Linked DNA regions of Homo sapiens: region 2 is linked to region 1. Evidence: chromatin loops called from intact Hi-C (ENCODE). Cell type or tissue: GM12878. All regions are shown on one strand.

Region 1 (8,000 bases):
CCCCGGGAAAGCGGCCCCCGCCCCCTACCGCCGCGGAGCCGCCCGCCAAGGCAGTCAAGGCCCCGGGCGCCAAGAAGCCCAAGGCCATCCGCAAGCTGCACTTCGAGGACGAGGTGACCACGTCGCCCGTGCTGGGGCTCAAGATCAAGGAGGGCCCGGTGGAGGCGCCGCGGGGCCGCGCGGGGGGCGCGGCGCGGCCGCTGGGCGAGTTCATCTGCCAGCTGTGCAAGGAGGAGTACGCCGACCCGTTCGCGCTGGCGCAGCACAAATGCTCGCGCATCGTGCGTGTGGAGTACCGCTGTCCCGAGTGCGCCAAGGTCTTCAGCTGCCCGGCCAACCTGGCCTCGCACCGCCGCTGGCACAAACCGCGGCCCGCGCCCGCCGCCGCCCGCGCGCCGGAGCCAGAAGCAGCAGCCAGGGCTGAGGCGCGGGAGGCACCCGGCGGCGGCAGCGACCGGGACACGCCGAGCCCCGGCGGCGTGTCCGAGTCGGGCTCCGAGGACGGGCTCTACGAGTGCCATCACTGCGCCAAGAAGTTCCGCCGCCAGGCCTACCTACGCAAGCACCTGCTGGCGCACCACCAGGCGCTGCAGGCCAAGGGCGCGCCGCTAGCGCCCCCGGCCGAGGACCTACTGGCCTTGTACCCCGGGCCCGACGAGAAGGCGCCCCAGGAGGCGGCCGGCGACGGCGAGGGGGCCGGCGTGCTGGGCCTGAGTGCGTCCGCCGAGTGCCACCTGTGCCCAGTGTGCGGAGAGTCGTTCGCCAGCAAGGGCGCTCAGGAGCGCCACCTGCGCCTGCTGCACGCCGCCCAGGTGTTCCCCTGCAAGTACTGCCCGGCCACCTTCTACAGCTCGCCCGGCCTTACGCGGCACATCAACAAGTGCCACCCATCCGAAAACAGACAGGTGATCCTCCTGCAGGTGCCCGTGCGCCCGGCCTGCTAGAGCGCGCCCTCCACCCCGGCCCCCGAACTGTGCCTTCGCTTGGAGACCCACAAAGAGAGTGCGCCCTGCACTCCCCGAACCCGAGTCCGCGCTGGGGGAGCCTCGCCCCCGCCCCCACCGGGTGAAAGTGTCGTCTCCGCTTCTCTCGGTGTGGCGTGACGGTAACCCCATACTCTCCTTTTGACTCCTTTTGGAACCCCCACTTTTACGTTGTGTCCCTCCGCCTCCCCCATGGCGCAACAGGAGTCAGTCTCTTTCTGTACAAGGGAGAAAAGCTGTACGCGTTTGTCTCGTGGTTGGAAGCCTCCCCTTGGCGGGGAGAAGCTTTTTTTCTTGCTAGTATTCGCTGTGTTCATGGTCTAGAAATGCGGTCTGGTCTCGCCTCGCCTACCAATCTCTGCTCTCTATGTATGTAGCGTACGGGTTGTTTTGGGTGAATCTTGAGGAATAAATGCCTTTATATTTCACAGGCTGTAAATTGAACTTCCCACACGATTAGCTTTATTATGGCTTGTGAACTGCTGGAGTCTGGCTTTACCTTTTTGTATGTGAACAAATCAAATTGCTTAAAAAAGAGTTTTCTTTAGTATAGCCACAAATGCCTTGAACTGTTGTCTGGGATTGTTTTGTGGGGGGAGGGAAGGGAGTGTTCCGAAGATGCTGTAGTAACTGCCTCAGTGTTTCACGTAAGACTTTTTGGTTTGATCATCTTTGTTGAGGTAGGACTATCAGTTCCCTCTAAATGTATATGTTGATTTATGAGTAATTGTTATTTATTCTTTATTTATTTATATTAATTATGAAGATTATGATATTATTTGATTGCAGATTTTTTTGGCGCGCTGCCCCCTCCCCACCCTGCCACTCTTGACATTCCACTGTGCGTTTTAGAAGAGAGCCTTTTTCTAAAGGGATCTGCTTAAAGTTTTAACTTTTATACCTATCTGAGTGAATTACAGACAACCTATCATTTATTCTGCTTCGAGGGTCCCCAGGGCCCTTGTACAACCGACAGCTCTTACTTTTAAATGCAATCTCTTTTCTACATACATTATTTTCTTAATTGTTAGCTATTTATAGAAAGCTTCAATAGAACTGTTTCAACTGTATAACTATTTACTATTCAAATAAAATATTTTCAAAGTCAAAGTGTGGTGGCCTGATTTCTGCATCACATGCTTTCAGGACGAATTTAAAATAGAGCTTCTGATGGTTTCTTAAAATGTAACTTTATTTTTTATTAGGAAAAAGGGAACCACCAGGATGGTGGGTTTTCAGAGCTGAACCTCAGCTGCGGAACTCTGCCCTTCTGGCAGCCTGAGGGTATAGCCTTGGTAGCGGCTGGCTGAAACAAGCCTTGTTGGGGTCCTTAGTAATGTGCCAGGAGGCGGGTTAGAATGAAGGCCCTGGGCATCTTTTCAGAGAAATCTAGATCAGTGTCCCTAAGAAGCTGTTCTTTGCACTGCACTTTCATTTAGCAAGTCCTTCATTCCCAAAAATTTGGGGCTCAGGGTGATAGTAATTCCTCAGATAAATAAAGTGGGTAGTTTTTGTTCACGACAAGAAAGGAGAAATGACTTTACCGTCAGATTTGCAAAGCACGGGCAGCAACCCGATTCACATTTGGATGCAATGGGAAGTTAAGCAACTGGGGGCAAGGGCTTAGAAATAATTTTCCAATCAGGTGAGCAGTCTGTTTGGGGGGAAAATGGAACACCATCTGTTTGGGGTATTAAATTTAATAACAGGTAATTACAATGTTTTCCATTATGTGTCACTCAGCTCTTTCAAGAACAATTCTGACTCTCACCAGTGAATATTTTGGGTTGTTTTCCTCTGTCTTGGAAACATCTCATGAAGGAGCTGTGCTAAATCTCACAATTGTGCATGTGTGTGTTCCCTTCCTTTTGTGTGTTTTTGCTGCCTTTTTTTTTTTCCTGAGGTCCGCTAAAGCTAACATTTGCCTGCCAAAGAGATTTTAGAAATCTGCACAGTAAAGGGATTTGCATCTCCAAAGAAGAGCTGGAATGAGGCTGGGAAGGGCAGTCCATGAGGAACTTGGAAGGACAAACTGAGGAAAGAGATCATTTTCAGATTGTGAGCCTCAAGTTTTCTGTGGGACGGGGTTTAGCTAGCAGGCTCAGCTAGCAGGAATGTGGAATATTCCTCCCTTTGTGAGGGTCTGGAAACAGCCTTCGAATAACAATGAAGGAGAAACCTCTACAGGTAAGTTGCCTCCAGGACAAATTGCATGGAGCTTTTTATCACTGATGACTACATATTTTACCAGTTTGGAAAATAAAAGAACAAAAAGCTCAGGGCTGGTACAATAGGAAAGCACAGGGACAGAGCAGCATTTATAACATCCTAAAAACTTTAAACGAAACAAAGAAAAACTCAAATGTGTGGGTTGATGGCTGCTGCTTCTCCCCTCCTGCAACAGTAATACTGGAGAATGGGAGCATTGAAAATATTCTCTCTGAGTTACACCAAACATTAAAAGATACCCCAAACTGAGGGTCAGTGTATGCACGTTCTGTGGCAATAAAGTTTCCTTAAAAACTGGAAGATTGGCCGCACATGGGGAGTCCAGACTCGTCTGCAGGAATGGTAGCTTGTAACTATGTTGGGCTCACTGTGGTTCTCGTCTGTAATCACAAAAACATGAATTCATCTAAGATCCACCTTCATGAGGGTAAATATAATTTGGTTGTTCACAAACATGTTCCTTCATCCCCTGTATAAATTTATTTCAATGGAATAAATGGAACCCGAAACATCTATGTGAGATATTAAATGAAACTGTATAGTAAATGGAGTTGAAGGCAATGAAACAGCGTAGAAATAGAAAAACTTGGTCAATTTTTATCACGGTAACACAATATGAGTTAGCAGAATATAGGAAGGGAATCAGGCTCTCTCCCCTTTTGCTTGCCTCCCTGGATAATACGTTCACAAGGTTCCCATTCGAGAACATCACGTTGAAACGCACACACTTTTTAACAAATCTGTGAAGGAGGCTGTAGGCATTCCGTGTGTTCTGGGGCTGCTGCAAGCTGGGAAGGCCATCCGTGGAAACTGCCCGAGAATTCCCTACCATCCCACAGCAAGGATTTGGTGGTGAGAGGCCCAGGGGGTCAGGAAAAGTAGTAAGGTTAAGGAGGGAGGAGCTAAAAGAGGGAAGAAATAAAGGAAGAGATTTGATTTTTGCCAGTGCCTTCACCCTTCTCTACTTCCATACAAATGTGGTATAATAAAAAGCAAAAGGCTGTTCAGCATTCCTTTGGTTCCACAATGAGCCTGTGGCTAGAACAGCTGCACGCCACGCTGGTTGAGCCCTTTCTCCAGAGTTACTATGTCCTCTCGAAGCAGCTTCCCCTGTTGCCTGCTTTGCTTTTTCCCTGGAGGCCTGGAAACGCTGGGGTTCTTGCCGCCCTCGGAGCAGGCACGTTGTACTGGCAAGAGTTTGACTTGTGTGACTCACTCGGAGGCCTGTGCTTCGAGGCACGCCTTCCTTCTGTGTAGCACCATGGACTAAGTGATCGCACCTTTCAGCTGATCCTGGGCCTGTCACTGGGTTCAATCTGGGAGTACCCAGATCTTGCAGAGCAGAAATGAAGCCAGGAGCCTGGCTGGACTCCAGCTGCACAAGGGCACCTGTCGGCATGTTGGGGTCCTGCAGAGACCTGGGTGTGCAACATCGGCCAGGGCAACACTAGCCACAGGTGGATGCGCCTAGCACGTCCGTGCCCAGATGCTGCCGAGGAGGGTGTGACATTTCTCATCAGCTTCCCTTTGCTCTGTGAGTAGCTATCTCCTCCCCCAGTTGGGCTGAACTCCACAGCCATCCACAGAGTCTTCAAAACAAAGCAGAAGCGTCTCCTAACCACCCTGAGTGACCTGATAACACTACAGGAATTCTTCATGTATCAACTGTCTTGCAAAAGAGACAGGGGCCTCATATAAGGTTGGGCTTTCTGAAGTTGAGTCAGTTGACTTCCTGAAAGCGTCAGTCTCCTCATCTGTAAACCAGAGATCATACTCCTGGCAGATGCCCTGAGGGTCTCTGGAGCCTTTGTGGGACATTTGGGAAAGATTCCTGAGCCCAGGAGATGAAGGGCAGTGAGGAGCCCAGAGGGACCTGCATTTTTCGCTTAGACAGGGGCACTCCTCTTTGCCAGAAGTACTGTTCCATGGCATTGAGGATTCGTTACATACCCACTGGCCTGTGGCAGGGTTACTTTGAGCGAAACTTGCTTTTTGCAGAACGGACATTCAGGTCTTGTAGAAAAATTTTCTGGCAAATAGACCCAAGGCGAAGTCTATGGAATCATATATGGGATAAGATGAGTCCCCCAGTTAGCTTCTTACAGAGCTAGAATTAGTTACGGTTCTTTGATGGTCAGACTAAAGGAATTTGTAATGCTCTGGTAGTTAAAGTTACAGACGATGGAATTTAGAGATCGAAGAGGAAACTGAGTTGTAGAGAGAAATCCACAGGTGGCAAAACATACCAGTGTGAGAACCAACTGAATAGCAACATGCAGGGATCTTGATTCCATTTAATCGTCAAGGAGGTACCAAAGCGGGGAGTTCAAAGTGGCGACCTAAAGACACTCAGCTTCTCATCTTCAATGATGGAAACATCTCATGGGTCTTTTGGCAACACAACCCCAAATAGCCCCAAAATCCCACCCAGGCGGGAAAGATAGCAGCTGAAGGCATCTTCAAGTTCCATCCCATCATATCTATTGGAGAAACATCGTTTCTCTACTGCCTGCCTGCAACATTAAATGACCAATACTCATAGGGAAAGTCTGGTGAACTCATGACTCCTGGGTTCTAATATGGCAATTGTCACTAGCAGGCACATCAGCAACACAAAGACAAGTTCAGCAGTGGAGGTGGCTCTATAACTTAAGGAGACCTGGTCACAAGTCCCCCAAGAGCCCAGTGATCCTAGAATAAAGAACTCTTCACAAACATGCAGAGCCAGAAGACCATCCTCTGAAGGGCTGCAGCCTAGAGTTCCTCGTGTCCCCTCGCACCTTCATCAGCTAAGGTTTCCAAGTGAGGCCAGGTATGTTGACTCTTCAGGAAGAAGGGACCAGAGATGGATGGCACCTGCTTGCCCAGTGATCTCGATGACTAGGGACTGGGGAACTACAGCCTCCTTCTGACACTGCTAAGGAAACAGATCAATACTTTTCAACATCCCCTCACCTTTTGCAAACAACCAGCTACAGGTTTTGGTGTCATCAGGGCAACTTCCCAGGCAAGAGGATTTTCTGAAGATGATTGAGTCCTGCTTCTTTGGACACATCCCTCATGAGGACCTGCAGGAGGAAATTAACACAGGCCACATTGGGTTTTGAAAGTCACAGAGCCTCATGAGAAGGGTCAACCCAGCAAGGGATGTGCGATGGACCTTTGGGGTGAAGGGAATTGATTTCTCATAGCTAGATGAGATAATCAAACTGGCTTACAAATTTACCAATCACAACTACTTTTTGGTCATTATTAAGGCTTGATATGCTTCTCAGAATCACAGAGCACCTTTGAGCATATGATATGGAGTCAGTTAACACGTTTTCACTAACCCAAACACACTCCTTCGTATCTTAAGCCCCTACCGTCATCATTTGTACCCCGCATACTTGGATTGTGGGCTTGCTGTGTAGCATCTGGAAAGTGGAATGTCCAGGACCTGCTGCTTCCTTCTGGCAGTGTATATGCTGAGCAGATGGGTTCTGGGGTGATCGCCTTCGTGTTTGTCTTGTTTGAAGATTTCTATCCTGTGTGGTCTTCCTGGTGGTATTTCCACACAAGCATCAGCACTAACGTTTTTTCTCTAGTTCCTCGCATAAGCTCACACCACGGAGACAAACCATCCTTAGAACATTCAACATTCACCGCATTGAAACGAAACTTACAGAATGTTCACTGCCAGCAGGACACATTCAAAGGCATGATTACTGAGAGCCTGTTTCCAGCATGCCATGTGCACGCCCTGCAGCTCCCCCAATGTCTATGAGAAGCTTATTTGCACAATTTGCCTCTAGTTTCCCAGAGCTGCCTCCCCTTCATCAGAACCCAGGCGTCCCCTGCTCCTTCCCTGTGGTTTGAACCAGCAGACCAAGCATTGCGCAGCAGGGAGACAATAATGCTGGCAACGTCAACCTGAATTCATTCTTCTTCTCTTTCACTCGTCAAAGAAGGGCCTTTTATTTGAATGCAACATCTGCTTCGTCTCTGTTGTGCAAGACCAGGGCCCTGATGCAATGCCCCCTTCTCAAACACCACAGCCAGGTGACAGTCACACCTGACGGTGACAGGATGAAGAGAGGGAGCCAAGAGGCTATTATGTGTCAAATCTGATAGGATGCAGAGGAGGCGTTACAGCATGGAAGGGTGGGTTTTAGAGGAGGGCGCTTTCCACAGGAGGAAAAAACATCAGGCTACAGTTTCCTCCCAGCATAAAGAACAGAAAAGGATGGGGAAGTTAGGCTGTAACACATGTGTCCAGTGTTGCCATTTAAAAGCTTGTAACATCAATCGATTGCAGTTCTTTTCTACTGCTATTTATCAACTACAGTATGTAAAACGAGCCTTTACCATTTTATGAGTACAGCTACAAGGAGATTGTTATTAGGAGATGGGCAGAAACCAATAGGAAAGGTGCGCATGAGAATGATCAGGTTGAGACTGCCCAGGACAAAGGCGGCTGGATCAATCAAATCTGGGTGCCCAATTTGGAACAGAATCATGTTAGATTTCATCAAATATTTTATACCATAAAGGAACACATTCTGTTTTCCTCACGTTTGGAATAGATCTTTATTGTGTCTTTTGAAACATTATGTTTTTTGTTCTGTTAATCACAGAGAAAACCATGTTTTCCCCTCAGTATTTTCAAAATTTGGTAATTCAGATTAAAAAGGACAAAAAACAATTAAATGCATATTAGACCTACCTTAACTTATTTGTAGCAGTAAATGTGACCTTACATTCTAAGATTATATTGGGATTCCAGAATTACTGCCATCATTGCAGTAT
Region 2 (8,000 bases), 53 kb after region 1:
CCAGCACTTTGGAAGGCTGAGGTGGGCGGATCACCTGAGGTCAGGAGTTCGAGACCAGCCTGACCAACGTGGAGAAACCCTGTCTCTACTAAAAATACAAAATTAGCTGGGTGTGATGGTCCATGCCTGTAACCCCAGCTACTCGGGAGGCTGAGGCAGGAGAATTGCTTGAACCCGGGAGGCGGAGGTTGCAGTGAGCCAAGATCACACCATTGCATTCCAGCCTGGGCAACAAGAGCGAAACTCTGTCTCAAAAATAAACAAACAAACAAACAAACAAACAAAGTGCAGCCACTGTGGAAAACAGTTTGGCAGTTCCTCAAAAAGTTAACATATTATCCAGCAATTCTACTCCTAGAAGTTCAATACCCAAGAGAACTGAAAATATATGTTCACATAAAAACTTGCCAACAAATGTTCATAGGAGCATTATTATTTACAGCCAAAAACCAGAAACAACCCCCTTGCCTGCAAACTGATGAATGGATAAACAAAATGTAATATAACATATAATAAAATATTATTCAGCCATAAAAAGGAATGAAGTATTGATACCTGCTGTGACACGGATGGACTTTGCAAACACTATGCTAAGTGAAAGAAGTCAGATGCCAAAGCCCATATATCGTGGGACTTCATTAATATAAATGTCCAGAATAAGCAAATTAATACAGACAGAAAGGAAATCAGTGGCTGCTTGGGGCCAGAGGCAGGGGAGAATGTGGCATGACAGTTAATGGGCATTCAGTTTCTTTTTGGGGTGATAAAAATGTTGTGGAATTGGAAGTGGCAATGGTTGCATAACTCAGTGAATATACAAAAAACCATTGTATTATACATTTTAAAAGGGTGAACGCTATGGTCTGTGAATTATATCTCAATAAAATAAATGCCCCCAGGCTGGGTGCAATGGCTCACCCCTGTAATCCCCAGCACTTTGGAGACTAAGGTGGGAAAATCGCTTGGGGCCAGGAGTTTGAGACTAGCCTGGGCAACATAGTGAGACCCTGTCTCTAATGGCACGTGCCTGTGGTTCCAGCTGGTCAGGAGGCTGAGGTGAGAGGATCGCTTGAGCCTGGGAAGTTGAGGCTGCAGTGAGTTCTGATCATGGCATTGCACTCCAGTCTGGGCGACAGAATGAGACCCTGTCTCAAAAAAAAAATGCCCCCCAAAATGCCTAGTGGTACGCAGTGCACACTATGTACTGTGAGGAAGGCCTGCTAATAAAAAGATCTTCACTGAACACATGAGAGAACAAATGGCAGGATGGCCTGGCACAGCAAAAGCCCTCCAGGCAGATAGTGGCTGAATCATTTAAGCATGGAAGACACAGGAAGAGCAGAAGACCATGTGCCGCGACTGTTCTAGCAGCTGGAGGATGAAAAAGACATAGTCTTGTCCTTCACAGCATTCACAGCTTATATGGAAAGACAAGTGGACAACGAGCTCTAGGAAGCTGGTGGGTGGAGCGATTCATGGGAATGAGGAGTGGGTCTTCGTCAGACTGCAATGGGCTGGTTACAGAAGGGAAGAAGCAACACCAGCCTGTGGCAACTTGGAATCTCCGAAGGTTTTAAAACAGATGAACAGCAGGACCTGATCTATGCCTGAGAGATAATGGGGCAGGGAGACAATGCAGGGGAGGAAGCGGCACAATGCAGGGCAGACCCAGCTGGACTTGGGGTGCTCACCAATGGTAAGAGATGGAGATGGATTCTGGACATAACCCTGGGATCAAGGTGTAAGTGACCAGGAGGGTGGGACAAAAAGGGACCTGAGGAGGAGGGCAGGGTTGAGTGGAGGAGTCTGAAGAGCCCAAGGGATTCCTGGGGGACAACTTCAGGGAAGTGCTGACTGGGACTCAGCAGAGAGGCCTGGCCAGAGCTGAAGAGCTGAGTCATGGGTTTGGAGATGAGCTTGAAGGAGAAAAGGGGAGAATGCAATGTTAGGGAACCACCCCCACCCCCACCAGAGGGTGGGCAGAAGTGAAAGAACAGTCAAGGGATATGGAGGGAGCGGGAGACAGCCATTTCCCAGATCCTAGGGAGAAGCATCTGGAAGGAGGAGCAGCAGGGTTCCTGCAGAGCCTCAGCTCCCATGCACTTCCCTGGTACCTGCCTCAAAGGCACATGCTCCACAGGTGGGCTCAGGTCGCATTTAATAACTAAACAAATGGATAAAATTCCATAATGAGCAAGACAGGAACAGATGCCAGTTACATCCTAAAGCCATACATCATTTTCACAAGATTTTATCTCTCTTTCAATATAATGTAAATTTAAATTCTAGGACTGTTTAAGGCCACAAATAAATGAATCATTGAAAGTAAATGTCACAGCCTGGTAACAGGTAAAGAGGATGACTTTACTCAACAATGTAACCAAATAAAATGGATGTTTTGGAAAAGGAAATTAAACACATGGAGGTATAAGATATTAGATTAAGTTTCAAACCCTAATGATACACTCCTGGAGAGAAACAGTCCACTACTGCTCAAAAAGAAGAAAATACCATATAACCAAGTTTAAGAATAATTCTGAGGAAATGATAAGAGCAAATGGAAATGAGAAAAAGATTTTCTTCAGGCTATTAAATTACAGACTTTTGGAGATGGTCTGTTCTCATATTCCTATGTCCTTCCGGCATAGGGAGCTGAAGGTCTCCCTCCTAGAATCCGAGGCGCTCCACACATGCAACGGATTTGGACTATGCTGTTATTAGAAATGTTCAAATCAGTTCTTCCCAGGGGATTGATTTGTGAAGGAGCACATCCTTAATTATAGCATTTTCCATTTCCATCTTCTCCAATTCTCCCAGTGCACCTCACCTTCTGCAAATCACCAAGTGAGAAAATGCCCCGTGACACCGTCGCTCAAAGTCTCACATCAGTAAAAATGTAAGTGACAAGAAAATTCGTCATTCAGCCTATTTCAAGTCTAGAGAAAGTGCTGTCAAATTGAGTGAGAAAAGATTCAACAGGCTACTTCAATGATGAAAACGACAGAAAAAGTGACGAATCAATATGAACAATAGAAGCCCTGAGTTCTGCCATGCTGACGCCAATAACTTGATTTCTGGGAGGAAGGGAGTCAATGTCACTTGAACCGTGTTTCTCTTTCACAGATTTTCACTCGTCCTAAAGACATCATATGTTAGAAGCTAAAAAATGTACTCCCAACCTTAATATAGAAAGGACCACTGCTGACATTTTTGGGGCATTTAATATCCATGAAGTGACAACAAAACGGAAAATAATTAGAAATGCAGAACTGACCTAATGTTAAATGATGAGTTAATGGGTGCAGCACACCAACATGGCACATATATACATATGTAACTAATCTGCACGTTGTGCACATGTACCCTAAAACTTAAAGTATAATTAAAAAAAAAAAAGAAGAAATGCAGAACTGCCTCTAAATGTCTTAAATCCTGTTTGTGGCAAAGTATAAAAAGAGTAGACAATTAAAGAGCAACACACATGAATTGTAAACTCTGTTTCTATCATCACTGACTCTAAGAGAAAAAAATATTATTAAATAAAATACGTTACAGGTACTATTTAGTGCAACATAATTTGAATTGAATTATCCAATGTTTACTCTTCGACCATTCTATTTTGAAGGCAAAAGCGACTTTCATTTGGCCTACAGAATAGTTCATATCTAGGTTGATTCTAGAAATTAAATAGGATCATGATATATGATATACGATAGATAACAAGTAAATGAAACTGACAAGTATAAGAAAACATCTATAGCAGATACTCTGGTTATCCATTCCTTTGAGACATTCTTAATTGTTACCTATAAACAATCTCTTAGGCCCACGTGAAATCAGACTAGGCTCAGGCACGACACAACTGAATTTTGTGGTCCAAAGTATTTGCACCAAGTTGTGTACAGATTTTCTTCGTTTTTCATTTCTGAAAGCAATTTTGGGGAAATAATTCCTTTTCATGGTATTTACAAAAGTTTAGCTTTATTTGTTTTTTCTTCTGTGCGTTTTAAAATAATAAATATCACTACCTCTGGAAGCAGAAAATAGTATTTCTATGCTTCTATGAAATAATTTTAATAGCTTAAAGGCATCTCAGTTTTCCAGGAAGATATTCATCTGATACCAAGTTATCAGATGTCAAGAAGAAACTCCAAGAAAAGTTAGGGGTTTACCAAATGAAAGTGACTTACAAAATGAGGAAAGAAGCTGATGTGAAGGTTGCCAAGCGGCCTTCCTGGCCGATTCAGACTGCTTGAGTGGTACGCTGGGTTGCAAAGCACACCTGAGTGATAAATATTACTGCTGACCCACACTTGAAACTCAATACACCCCACAGACCTATCAGAGCAAAAAAAATAATGCCACAATTATTGAAACCTCACTGGAAATTTGGGGGAATTCTAATAACACAAAGCTCCCTCATGATCAGAAGTAGCAAAAGTATGTTGGCCAGTTAATATTAAAAGCAACTGATTTCTGGCTATTAATAACAGCATGTGATGCAACTGGCTCACTTAGGAAGAAGCTACACTAAGTGGACACAAGGGTTGAGCCATCACAACAAACGGCCCTGGAGCATGTCTTTATCTGCAGCACTCTGAAGAGCTGCTCCATCTGTAGGCATGGCTGGGCCCCTCAACAGACACTGGTCCTGTGCAAACCAGAATGACCAGATGAGCGTGGAGAATATGGGTCTCATTAATGTTATGGAAAGTAGTTTTGAGCAGCCACAGGGCAAAAGCAACTCTTTTACTCCTTTTACATCTGTTCTAACATTTGGTTCACTGTTAGGTTAAAAAAAATAAAGATGATCAGGAAGTATATATAAGTGACTTACATAGTGTGGTTTGAAATTTTTATGTTTGCTGTCAAGATTGGTCATGAAAATTCCCAGGGGCTGCTGGAATGACTTACTCTGGTTTCATAACAGGCTCAATTGTACTGTTCTACACCTTCTGCTAATCTGGTTCTAGGCTGTGTAAAGAAAAAAATATACACATATAGCTCTGTTGAAAATAATGAGTCTTGATGAAGGTCTACGTGTTTGAGTGGGGTAGTGAAGCCACCTGTTTGCTAACGAGTCTCTGGCTGAAGGGCACTGGGCTGAGAACCCCACAAGGTGGTCATACAGCCCTGTGATGCTTCTGCTTAGGGGTGAGGAAGGGAAACACTGTAATGATCTTAGAGGAAGGCTTAAGAAGCAACAGGGCTCAAGTGTGAAGTTCAGGCATCGTCACTGACATAATCTCAGAGATCATCAGCAACACACAGCATACGGGATGCCCTTTTACGAATGCACCTCAAAGGAAAAAGTCCCTGTTCTGACAGCCCTTCAGGTGTGGCGTCTGCAGCAGGTGAATCAGACTACATCCTGAGCATAAGTGAGCCCCCGGCCAGGCACCTCTGCTGATGCTGCATCAACCAAAGATTACATTTAAATAAAGATGCCAATGAAAATGATCAAGTGCTTTTAATGGGTTGAAGTTTTATAGGCTCTATCTCATTTAATCCTCACAACTTCCTTCTGTGGTTTGTACTATCCTAATTTTTTTGTAGAGGAGGAAATTGAAGAGCAGTGAGGAAAAGTGTTCTGTTCCACCTCTCTCAGATGCTACCAGCAGCCTGACTTGAGAGCCTGGCTCTCAGTCACGGCCCTGCCTCTTATGATCAGAATTCTCCCAACAAGAGAAAAGACTAGTGAGGCCAAAACTAGCAGAAGACCCAGTTCCATCTACTCACTGCTGTTTTCATAGAAAGCTGAAGGAGTAAATTGTAGCCCTTCTTCCACTCTCTCCAGTTGGGACTCTATTATCCAACAACTTCAGGTGAAAGAAAACTTACTGTGTTTTCTCCTGCAAATTAAACTTCAATACTTGCATTTCAAGTATTTTTGGCTCTTACAAGCCAGTGAGAGAAATCCCTGTGGGTTAGAGCAGAGGCGGGAGTGACAGTTTCACTAAATCCCATCTGTGTGCCATTCTGCTTGCGGGGTGGGAGCGTCTGCAGCACAGCACATCAGCCCTGCGTCCTGCACTTATTCATGCAGATGTCTCTTCCCCTGTCACTCATCCCTTCATTAGAACTCCCTCCGACCGGCTAGCCCAGGGGCTGCTGTCTTCCTGCCCCTGGTCCTGGTGCCCCGTTTCAAGTGGTGGTGTACAGCACTGGGTGCCTTGTGTGTCCTTCATGTCCTCCAGTGCTCCTGGGCACCGTTACCATGCACCTGCTGCAGTGGCCCCTCGGCTTGCAATTTGACGTGAGGCACTGTCATACCAGTGACCGCACAGGTTGCCAGTAACAGGAAAGCAATTTTCTATTGAGCTATGACTATATCTGGCCCAGGATGGATTGTGCAAGGGAAAAAAGATTTTTTTTTTTTGTAAGGGGTGTTTTCTTTTGTAGCTGGACAACATATATCATCAAGTGCAGAGCAGATACTTGGTCCTTCCTGAATCTGACATTTGAACAACAGATTCAACATTTCTACTCCATTTCAGCAGGTACCTCTGAGTACCTAAATCTTTTCAACTTTTAAGAGTAAGGCAGAAGGAATTCAGGTTAAAAAGTCTGCTGCAGTCAGAAGAGAGATCAGAATTAGAAATTCTCTCATAATAACACATGCTTTAAAAATAAAATTTCAGAAAAAAATGATGGGTGTTTATCTTAACTTTTTATGTCTTTATATTCTGGGATAATTCTACTTTACTCTTCAATGAAAACTGTCTGCTTTTATATTTTATATGCAAAATTCCTTGTAACAGATCCCATCTATTCTGCCTAAACTCATAAAATATACAAATAACAGAAACAGCCCCCAGTGCTGTTAAAGATAAAATTCCCAACCCACACAATTCTCTGGGACTTTCCACATTTAAGCCTCATAGAGTCACTTGATATCATCTTCGTGACTAAAAATATAACTGCAGTATTACTTAAAATTATAATCAAATCATTCTCTTGCAAATTAAGACACTTACTCTTAGAAAAAAAAATAGCCAAATTGAATTCGGTACGTCTTTTCTTGATAGATCAAAAGCAGCTCCATTAAATCAGCAGTTTTATATTAATGGCATGAGACATGACCCAGATGAGGAAAATGTCCTTTGGAGCCATTTTGTATTTTATTTGAAGAGCCATGGAGATGATCCTCACAATTCATATGTGAGGCAGAATTGTATCACTGGTCTCAAGGCCAGGAGGCTGGACATGATCCCAAATGTGGTGGCCCATCCACATCAGAGAGCCCAGGTTCATCTTCTCTCAATCCCTCATTTCTTCCCATTATTGTGCCTGCCACCCATCTATTCACCCACCCACCCATCCATCCATCCATCCATCCACCCACCCACCCACCCATTCACCCATCTACTCACCAACCCTTCCATCTGATATTTACTAAGTGCCTCCTACATATCCATTATTCTCTCCTCAGATGTAAGGAAAGTACTTCCTTGCATCTCAGCCCTCCTCTAAATCTTTGATCCTATAATATTCAAATGTTGTACTGAGTATTATAGTATATTGGAGGATTCTAAAACCCATCATAGTGAGATTACACTATAATTAGCCTGAGTTCTGTTGGGGCAACATCTCACTTAGAATAAAAGAGACAATCTCTATGAAATAAAAACAAGCTACCCAATGTTGGTGCAGTTGGCTGCCACTCATGAAGCTCTTTGTAGCCAAGAGCCCATTGGGTCCTCCTGCAAAACTCAAACCACATATGATAAAGCAGAGACAGGCAACAAAAGTGATGCTCTGAGACCACCCAGCTAGCAATGAGCAGGGCTGAAACTCAAACCCAGGGCGATCTGTTACACATGCTGGCCTCTTCCTACTCCCTTATGCTGTCTCAGTTTAATCTTTCAAACTTATTTAAGATGCTTGCAATGTTCAGTGCTAAATTAATCCACAAACATTGTTGTTTGGTGCTAACAGGAAGAATAAGGATAGATAAATTAGATTCTTCTTTCTCCCCCCAGAACCAAGAGTAGCACAAA

Evidence for each region. A loop is a pair of places that touch in the nucleus more often than their neighbours do. Peaks named below come from ENCODE experiments on the same cell type or tissue, not always from the same donor. Only the 100,000 strongest peaks of a DNase experiment are listed, where the experiment ranks them.
Region 2: a loop joins it to region 1, with 3 times the contacts of the local background. A loop is called at or near these places in 5 of 110 quality-filtered maps.

What each region holds. Positions count from the first base shown.
Region 1 is chr20:20,368,857-20,376,856 of GRCh38, forward strand. INSM1 (INSM transcriptional repressor 1) reads left to right here. Exons shown (of 1, transcript NM_002196.3): 1 at 1-2,093. The coding sequence ends at 944. Among named protein-coding and RNA genes, the nearest start is that of INSM1, 4.8 kb to the left of the region's middle. In GM12878, no CTCF peak of the experiment used is centred here; no DNase peak of the experiment used is centred here; H3K4me3 peaks cover 263 bases; H3K27me3 peaks cover 1,142 bases.
Region 2 is chr20:20,421,419-20,429,418 of GRCh38, forward strand. The region is part of intron 37 of RALGAPA2 (Ral GTPase activating protein catalytic subunit alpha 2); the gene reads right to left. Among named protein-coding and RNA genes, the nearest start is that of INSM1, 57 kb to the left of the region's middle. RefSeq lists an enhancer at 4,971-5,130. In GM12878, no CTCF peak of the experiment used is centred here; a DNase peak (open chromatin) is centred at 4,344; H3K27ac peaks cover 261 bases.